Linked DNA regions of Homo sapiens: all the other regions are linked to region 2. The links are chromatin contacts, found by Hi-C or POLR2A ChIA-PET in ENCODE. All regions are on one chromosome and are shown on one strand. Each heading gives the region's core, a stretch centred on a gene start or an enhancer-like site at or near the end of the contact. The rest is flanking DNA. Distances are from core to core; before and after follow the strand shown. Region 1 overlaps LOC105377921 (a long non-coding RNA gene). Region 2 holds the start of RTN4IP1 (reticulon 4 interacting protein 1). Region 3 holds the start of AFG1L (AFG1 like ATPase).

The links. A loop is a pair of places that touch in the nucleus more often than their neighbours do. ChIA-PET counts read pairs that join two places held with the same protein, here RNA polymerase II (POLR2A). Pooled maps may share reads with other maps.
Region 1: a loop to region 2 is called in a pooled map, with 4 times the contacts of the local background. The contact joins the enhancer-like site here to the promoter of RTN4IP1 in region 2. A Hi-C loop is called at or near these places in 2 of 50 pooled maps.
Region 3: a map of CD4-positive, alpha-beta T cell shows a loop between it and region 2 (6-fold over the local background). The contact joins the promoter of AFG1L here to the promoter of RTN4IP1 in region 2. A Hi-C loop is called at or near these places in 1 of 168 maps with a recorded cell type or tissue (CD4-positive, alpha-beta T cell) and 5 of 50 pooled maps. POLR2A ChIA-PET finds 5 or more read pairs at or near these places in 1 of 52 experiments (WTC11).

The regions. Positions count from the first base shown.
Region 1 is chr6:105,458,696-105,461,889 of GRCh38, forward strand. The region is part of intron 1 of LOC105377921 (a long non-coding RNA gene); the gene reads left to right. Among named protein-coding and RNA genes, the nearest start is that of PREP, 57 kb to the left of the region's middle. RefSeq lists enhancers at 512-781, 792-851. Within about 2 kb of position 1,321, at least 5 of the 41 ENCODE cell types and tissues checked have a DNase peak (open chromatin) inside an H3K27ac peak, as active enhancers do.
Region 2 is chr6:106,627,685-106,630,802 of GRCh38, forward strand. It overlaps RTN4IP1 (reticulon 4 interacting protein 1), which reads right to left and starts at 1,814. Exons shown (of 9, transcript NM_032730.5): 1 at 1,064-1,814. The coding sequence starts at 1,337. QRSL1 (glutaminyl-tRNA amidotransferase subunit QRSL1) reads left to right here and starts at 1,894. Exons shown (of 11, transcript NM_018292.5): 1 at 1,894-2,021. The coding sequence starts at 1,998. RefSeq lists enhancers at 1,896-2,035, 2,066-2,125.
Region 3 is chr6:108,293,624-108,296,612 of GRCh38, forward strand. It overlaps AFG1L (AFG1 like ATPase), which reads left to right and starts at 1,431. Exons shown (of 13, transcript NM_145315.5): 1 at 1,431-1,595. The coding sequence starts at 1,457. RefSeq lists an enhancer at 1,283-1,772.

The DNA.
Region 1 (3,194 bases), core at 71-2,570, 1.2 Mb before region 2:
AGAGAATTACCCTGACTTTACACTGGAAAGTACCCTTAGCATTGTTCTAGATGGTGACCTAGAGAGTGCCTGATTCATGCAGCTTTATGTGAGTTGAAATTGAAAGTTGGCTCTGAAATCACAAGTTTTACAAAATTCACTCAATGGAATCTTAAATGATAATAGCAAAAATTTCTCTGCATCTTTTGCATAGATGTTTCCTATAATTTTAGTGTCAAGACATATGTTCTAATAATGTTTCTTCACTGGTATCCTCTCCCCTGAAGTTTGACACTCTTGTACTTAGTTTTCCTCCTGGAGTCCCAGGCAAATAATTACTATTTTTTTTTTTTTTGGTTGGCAGACGTTATTTGAACTGCCATCCCTATTATGAGATTCAGGTGAGAACAGGCTTGGGCAGGGAGGGAAGCACATACGTGCATAAATGTGCCATATCGCCATGTTCTTGTTGCAAATCCTTTAAGTGACGGCAACGGAGCCAAGGACTGACTGGGAGGTCAGTCACACACCCTCACAATCTGGTGCACTGGCATCCGTTGTGCTCAGAGTGGTTTGTTTCTGACAGTTACGGCAGCTGGATCAACACTTATTTTTTCATAATGACTCAGATCTTCATGTTCTGTTGCTTTGGGGTAATACCTATGACAAATATTAGGATGTGATGGTGCTGGGCTAGGAAGAGTGGACGTGACAACGAGCACTCACTCTAGGACGTAGTATCTGAAGGCTTCAACTCTGAAAGTCTAGTGACTCAGCTACTCAAAATCCTACATGTCACATTTCTATAAACATCCAACATCTGCTCCTATAATATATATGAGGGGATGTCATAAAAGTTGGATTTTATGACAAAAGTTTTGTTGTCTAGAGAGTCTCTCTGATGAAACCGTGAGGCATAGTTGTGATCAGTTTTAAGAACAGATGGCATTTTTGTTGGTTGTTCACATCTGTTGAGACTTAATGATATGCTAGGCACCCCCCTATAGGTTTATGTAGGACAACTCTACGAGGTAGGCAGTATTATTATTATTATTACCATTTTATAATGGAAATGGACACACAGAAGGGTTAAGTAATTTGTCCAAGGTCAAACAGCTTCAACAGAATCATCTAAATCCCAGAAATTGGGATCAGGTTCCTCTGTGGGACTTCTGTTCATGTTACCTTCATCATTCTGGTCACTCAGCCTCAAAACGTTAGATCTTGGAGGGACCTGAGAAGTTATAGAGGAACACATTCATTGTAGGGATGAGGAAAACAAAGCTAAGAGAGCATTAAATATCTGTCCTGAGGATCTACAACTGGATTGTGGCAAAACCAAGACTAGCCAATGTTGTTTTTGTCTCTTACATCACACTCTGGCTTTTCTCTGCCCATTGTTCTTTATTGCTAATGAATCACCAGTCTTATTCACTTCCTTCTTAACTTTTCTGATCTCTGCCCCTTCCTTCCTATCCCCCAATTCAGGTTCTGGTTACTCTTTGCCTGGACAACTACAGCAGTCCTGTGGCTTCAGGACTGCCCATCTTTTTTTTTTTTTCCAAGTAGATTGAAATTGGAGCAAAAGTAATTAGTAATTATAAAATCACCTTTTAAGAAATGTTATATTTATTCCATTCAGTCATTTCTCAAATGTTGCCAAATTTCTCCTTTGTAATTGCTAATTGTTATTTTAAAAACGTCCACCTTAAACATTATTAGTGCTTAGCTCTCCCTTGTAATTAGATGCAATTATCAGAACATAGTTTATATTAACCTGGGTTTGTGTGTTGTGCTGTGTGAGCCATACTTCCTACTGACTTGTTCCTGTCCCCGATAAAAATTCCTTCCTTTATTTTCGCATAATCTTAAAATTTTTTTTAAAAAGAAAGCATGTTCATTATAGAAAAACCCAGTGCATATAAATAATTACAGAAGAAAAATCTCAAAACACTTAGACTCTTATTCATCCAAATCAAGGTTAACACATTGCTGTGTATTATTTCTCTTTTATGTGTAGATTTTTCTTTTTTAATGTGCAAATTTAGGAAAAGAACTAATATTCCTCTTTGTTAAAATGTGGATAATAATACCTCTATCACAAATTTCTTGGAAGAATAACATGAGAATATATATGAATGACATGGACAGGAGGCAGGGAAATACTGGGTAGAAGAGGGTGGTTCCTCGGCAAAGGCACCACCCTCAAGCCTGGAAACCTGTGGCCCTAAATGGGAATGGGCATTCCTGTTTTTGTGTCCAAATGTTGCCTTTTGGCCTGCCACACCCCCCCATCCTGTACCTATATAAACCCCAAACCCCAGGCTCCACAAGCAGAAGAGCAAAGGAGCAAAACAGTGGCAGAGTGGCACAGCAGAGAAGGAAAGAACAGAAAGAGCGTCTGAATGTCGAGAGGAGTTCGGCTGGGAACAGAGAGGAGATTGGTCACAGGACAGCCAAACTCCAGGGGAGGATTATCTTCCCACTCCATCCCCTTTCCAGCTCCCCATCCATCCCACTGAGAGCCACCCCCATCACTCAGTAAAATCCTCACATTCACCATTCTTCAAGTCCATGTGACCTGATTCTTTCTGGATGCTGGATAAGGAGTCGAGTACCAAGAGGGCAGAGGGCAGGGTGTAAAAGGCTGTCACCCTGACCCTCCGCTAAGCTGGTTTAACACTCAGCTGTCCGTGGATGGCAACTGCTAAAAGAATATTAATTGTAACACACCCTTAGATGCTACCATGGGGCCAGAGCCCAAAAACGCTTGCCCTGACTCCTGCACCTGCCCGTCTGCATGCTACCCCTCCCATAAGGCATTTCAGTGCATGGTGACCCGAGCAAATGAGCCACACCCTTATTGCAATTTCTCCAAGGGGATTGGGGAACTCTCCCATTCTATGAATATACTTGGCACGTAGAAATTGCCCAACATATGGTAGATATGAGCTGTTTTTATATTCAACTCTTCAAACTCCTGGAATTAGTTTTGATGTCAAGTTTGAAATAGGGATATGATTTCATTTTTCCCCCAGTGGTTAAGTAATTGCTTCACTTTTTCAAAATTAAAGTTTTAATTTAGAGATAACTGTAGATTCACATACGGTTGTAACAAATTATACAGTGAGATCCTGTGTACCCCTTACCTAGTTTCCCCCAGTGATAACATCTTGCAAAACTATAGAACGATGTGAACCAGGATGTTGACACTG
Region 2 (3,118 bases), core at 564-3,063:
AAAACAAAGAATACAAACGTAGACTTCATGAGACAATCACAGTAAAGTCATTTCAATGCTTTTTTTTTTTTTTTTTTTTTTTTTTTTGAGATGGAGTCTCACTCTATCGGCAGGCTGGAGTGCAAGGGCGCGTTCTTGGCTCACTGCAACCTCCGCCTTCCGGATTCAAGCGATTCTCCTGCCTCAGCCTCCCACCAACACAGTGAAACTCCCGTTTCTATAAAAATACAAAAATTAGCTGGGTGTGGCGGCGCATGTCTGTAGTCCCAGCTACTTGGGAGGCTGAAGCAGGAGAATCGCTTGAACCCGGAAGGCGGAGGTTGCAGTGAGCCAGGAAAGCGCCCTTGCACTCCAGCCTGCCGATAGAGTGAGACTCTGTCTCAAAAACAAACAAAAAACCCCATAAATTCTAAACTGACTAGGAAACAACTATACTTCCGAAGCCTGTGACGGATCTCAGAATACCACAAAGTTCCCTGGACAGAAATTTAGCTACAAACATAGGCAGGGCGCAATGGCTCGTCTGTAATCCCAGCACTTAGGGGGCGGAGGCAGAGGATCGCCTGAGGTCAGGAGTTCGAGACCAGCCTGACCAACATAGTGAAACCCCATCTCTACTAAAAATACAAAAAATTAGCCCGGTGTGGTGGCATGCGCCTGTAATCCCAGCTACTCGGGAGGCTGAGGCAGGAGAAATTGCTTGAACCCAGGATGCGGAGGTTGCAGTGAGCTGAGATCAGGCCACCGCACTCTAGCCTGGGTGACAGAGTGAGACTCAGTCTCAAAAAAAAAAAAGTTAGCTACAGACACAGTTCTCAAGTCTGAACTTACATATTTAAGGACGCATGAAAACAATCAAGCTTATATTTTGTCAATACAAATGGCCAGAAGGATTCCCTGGCCATTGCAATTTCAAAAATTTTGGAAATATTTGCAGAGGTATTGTTAAAAACCTAAATGATTCATTTATGTAAACCAAAGAAGCGTAGTCAATTTTTTAAAACGGCATACCTTATGAAAGTGATTTTTTTAAAAAAGGTAACAATGTCTTTTGAAAACTTACTTCTCATATTAACGTCTATAGGATTTACACTGGCAGCGTGAACTTTGACAATGACTTCATTTGGATAGTGTATGATAGGCATCATCATGTTCTGAGTGAATCGAAGCACTTCATTCTTCCCATATTTATCTATCACCCAAGCAGGCATGACAGTGCTCCTAGGAGAGGTAGTACTAATCCTTCTAACTGAAGGCTTTTGGACAACTTTGCTTCTCCAGAAGCAAACCGCAGTGCATGCATTTCTTCTAAGTACACAAGTCTTCAGAAATTCCATTGTAAACACTGGTTGAACTGCGTGCTCAAATTCAAATACACTTGGACTGGATCAAACTCTCACCCCTGAATTCAGTCAAATTCTGCCAAACCACGGGCTAGTTTCAAAATTAAGCATGCAAAACGGAGCATTCGAAAATGAAGCTAATCTAATGGAGAAACTGAAAGAAGAATACGGAACTGTTATTCCGCTCTTCGCATATGAAATGCTCGAATTAACGTTCCAGTCAGTATTCTGTCCATTCTCCTCCCTCACTTTCACCCCCTCCACTTTAAAAAAAAAAGGGGGGGCGGGGCATTAAAAAGCAGGTGCGCAAACCCCCTAGATCCCTGCCCTGTCCTGGGAGCCCTCGGCGGGACAAGCAGACACCGCTCGCGATCCAACGCCAGAGAATCGAACGCTTGCCGACTGCCGCCGCGACCCTGGCCCGGAATCTCCTTGCCTGCCCGCTCTCCTTAGCCGCCGGGATGGCTTTGCGGCGCCAACCAATCGCCTACAAAGATCATTTCCTCGGGCTGCAATTCAACCAATCCAAGTACTCGGTGTTGAAGGGCTCAGTGACAATTAAAGATGGCTGCGCCCATGTAACATCACTAGCGACCGGTGACCTCTTTTTCCCCCTTGCCTGGCTCCTGTGGTGGCAGGCTGGGCACGAGGACCATGCTGGGCCGGAGCCTCCGAGAAGTGAGTGGAATTGGCCCGCTGAGGCCCCCGGGAGGGCGGAAAGTTTAACGGACTTCGTTGACAAAGAGTCCCTGGGCCTTACCACGCATCTTGGCCCACCTCGCTGCTTCCTCTAGAACTGAGTGGGGGATAAGTACCTTTCGATTCTTCGGGTGTACTCGCCGTACCCATTCAGGAGTTAGGACCTTAGCAGGGAAATCTCTGCACCGCGGATCTGTAGGGTGGTGAAGCGGCTTCTCACCATTAGACATTTGCTCTGGTGTAGGTCGGGATCCGGATGGTCTCGGAGTGGGCTTTGCCAAAGGGGGCTTGCGGGGCCACTTCAGTCTCTCTTCTGTCCCCGACACTTAGCTGCAGTTGTCGCTAAGAAGCCCGGCGAAACTGTAGTTTGCAAAATTCAAATGAGTAATTTTTGGCTTTTTTCAAAGAATTCGTTCTCTAGGATTTACCTACCACTAAGATACCAGTGATTTCCTAACCCGTGTCTCCATGTCCTGGACGTCGTGTTTGAATTCTAGACTGTATTTGTGAATGCTTTCTGGGCAGTTCTTCTAAATGTCACATAAGCACCCTCAAATTCACTTTAATCGGTGTTGAAGTAATCATTGTAACAGGACTTACCTCTCAACCCCCGTCTTAAAAAAGCTCTGGTATTTCTGAATTCTTAATAGACTCTTTTTAATGGCACAACTATTATCTCATTTGCCTTTAGATTCTTCCTCATCTTTCATATCCAATAAATCACTAAGCCCTCTTCATTCTATCTTGCAGATATGGCTGGAATCTGCCCTCTTACGTTATTTCTGCTGTTATAGCTTTAATTCGGGTCTTTTTGCTTCCTGGTTCACGTCACTCAACCTTAGAACTGTCTGCAGGCCCATTGCTATCAGAGTCACATAAAGCACCTGTTGAAACTAAAACTATGCCCCACTCTAGACTTAATTAGAGCTGTGTGGTAAGTTCGGGAGTATGGTTTAATGGAGGCTCCAGGTGATTTCTGGTAAGAAGTAGGCGCTGATGACCTAAACTGCCTTCCATCTTCCTTTTTATTCCACCCTAGAAGTTGTCGTTTTGTTTGTTTCCCAGCTGGCAGCGTG
Region 3 (2,989 bases), core at 181-2,680, 1.7 Mb after region 2:
CCTCCCCTCCTCTTCTCTTTTCTTTTTTTGAGACAGAGTCTCGCTCAGCTGCCCAGGCTGGAGTGCAGTGGCACGATCTCGACTCACTGCAGCCACCCTCTCCCGGATTCAAGCGATTCTCCCTGCCTCCGCCTCCCAAGTAGCTGGGATTATAGGCACCTGCCATCATGCCGGCTAATTTTTGTATTTTAGTAGAGACAGGGTTTCACCATGTTGGCTAGGCTGGTCTTGAACTCCTGACCTCAGGTGATACGCCTGCCTCAGCCTCCTAAAGTGCTAGGATTACAGGCGTGAGCCACCGCGCCGGGCCTTCTCTTTTTTTTTTTTTTTTTGTTTTTTTTTTGTTTTTTTGAGACAGGGACTCACTCTGTCTCCCAGGCAGGAGTGCAGTGGCACAATCCCAGCTCACTACAGCCTCCACCTCCTGGACGCAACCCCCACCTCGGCCTCCCTAGTAACTAGGACTACAGGGCACAGGCCACCATGCCCAGTTTTGTATTTTTTGCAGAGACAGGATCTCGCTATGTTGCCCAGACTGGTCTCAAACTCCCGGGCTCAAGCGATTCTCCTGCCTGGGCCTCCCAGGCATGAGCCACCTAGCCCGGCCTGTATTATCTTTTCTGGAATTCATCTCGCTTACTGGATTGCCAGCCTCTTCTGGACAGCAATTTGTACTCCTAATTCGCTTATTATAGTATGTCAAAGCATTTATTGTTTAATCAAATTAGGGCAGATCAATGAGAAGTTACCCTTCGGATACACTGTCCCATGACTTCTCCGTCCACCGACAGTCCTTCTTAGGCCCTTGGCTTTCCCATGCCACTTATACAATCTTTCAAAACATTTGAGTGCGTACCATTTATATTATTCAAATACGAAAAGGGAAAGCGGTAGGCGCACATTTCAGGTACTCGTCAAAGATGAGTTGGACGCTGGAGATAAAATAAAAAATGGGCCTACCATTTAGGGAGGTGTGACGAAGTGACACCACTCTTCCGTTAAAACCCGAGGGCCCATTGGGTCACCTCCATTTTATTCAGGTTTCGGAATCTCGGTCATGTGAGCTAACTTAAAAGGCTCAAGAGTGGTTACCTGCCTACCCGTCATAATCACTTCCCAATTCCTTGAAAACTTCGGGTTCCTCGGCCGGCCGCCAGCGCCGGGCGGAGAATCGCCCTCCCTCCCACTGCCCAGACTGGAGCTGCCTGTTCCGTTCCACCCCGCCCCACCCCACTGCATGCTGGGAGTCGTAGTCCCGGCTGGCAGCGTCCGGAAGGACGGGAGGGCACGGGAGTGCAGCCCGCCCATGTGGCTACTGGAGGTCACGTTCCCTAACTGATCCCTTGGTTCTCTCGGGTGGAGCCTTCAGCGTGCACGGCGGGGTTTGACTTTGCCACCGTCTCTCTTCTGGGTTCCAATAAAGTTTTCCTCTTCCTCTCCTCGTACGGAGTTCAAGATGGCGGCCTCCTGGTCGCTCTTGGTTACCCTGCGCCCCTTAGCACAGAGCCCGCTGAGAGGGAGATGTGTTGGGTGCGGGGCCTGGGCCGCCGCTCTCGCTCCTCTGGCCACCGCCCCTGGGAAGCCCTTTTGGAAAGGTCAGTGACTGTGCCATGAGTAGTCCGAGCCGACTGCATATGACTGGAGAAGCCTCTGGGATTACCCTCCCTGTCCGATCTACCCCAGGTGTCTCCTGCTTTCACGAAGCTGAGGGCTCCTCGAGAGGAGTTTCCATTTCTCTTGACCTTTTATACTGTCTGTGAATGAGCCCTGAGCACTGAGGGAAATGACCCTGAGTGACTTTCATTTTGAGGGTCAGAGGTTGACTCAGAGTTTGTTCCTTCCGGGACGTTTAGAGAGCTGAACCTAGTGGGAGTGCCTGGCTTGAAGAGATGCAGGTGTGGGGTTGGGGCCTGGGGACCCCTACCCTCTGCGTTTTCCAAGCTCTCGGGGCTGGTGACTGACGGGCACTGGAGGAAGAGCCGCGCCTGGGACCTCTGCAGGCCCTGATGTCTCTCGTGATTCTAGGAAGGAAGGTCCACACACATTCTCAGATTGAGGGATCGATTCTTGGTGTTCTTTTCAAGTCACTAGGGGCTTCAGTGGAATTATTTTGTCACCGGGCTTTCTTTCTCCCTGGCTTCCTTCATTCAGTTATATGTTCATGAATGAATGAATGAATGTATATTCTGAGTAACCAAGAGTGCCAGTTTTACTGCTCTATTCATGTATTCGCACTAAACTGCACGATTTTCAAAGGCAAGGACATTGTGTCATTGTTTCCTAAGCACTTAGCGCAATGATTGGTACTTGACGTGCAAATATGATTTTTGAGTGAATGAATGAATGAAATTATTCTCCTTGTCTCCCTCATCCACATACTCGTTTTCCTTTTTCTCAAATCCAAGCAACCCCTGTAATATACCTTAATAGATTGATAGACCTTAATAAGGTATATACCTTAATAGATTATTTATTAATTTAGCTAAAAATATGACAATCTTTGACCCTTATCATCAATGCAGTTGAAATTAATACTAGAACTTTGATTAGGTCACCTTACGTCTTTCTGCAAAGATTAGCATAATGCATTTAGTATAATGGAATAGGCTCCACACACTGCCTGGGGGTAGCCCTGATCTGCTGGAGTAGTCGTTAAAAGTAAATAAATAAATAAAGATATAATGGAATATTCTGGTAGTGTAAGCTGTGGATTATAATATAAATTTTATTTTTCATTTTTGGTAGTCAATAAAAGCAAATGCTATAAATTTCAACAGGTGCAAGAAAGAATATGGCAAAATGTAAGGCTTTTTTCTATCCCTATCCCTTAGCTGCTTAGTTTTTCTCCTCAGAGGCAATCTGTGATACTAGTTTCTTATGTATTCTTCCAGATATATTCTGTGTATGTATAAGCATATACATATATAGATAATGGTATTAAAAAAATAGAAGTAGTAACATGCTGTACACATTGTTTTGTGTATACAGC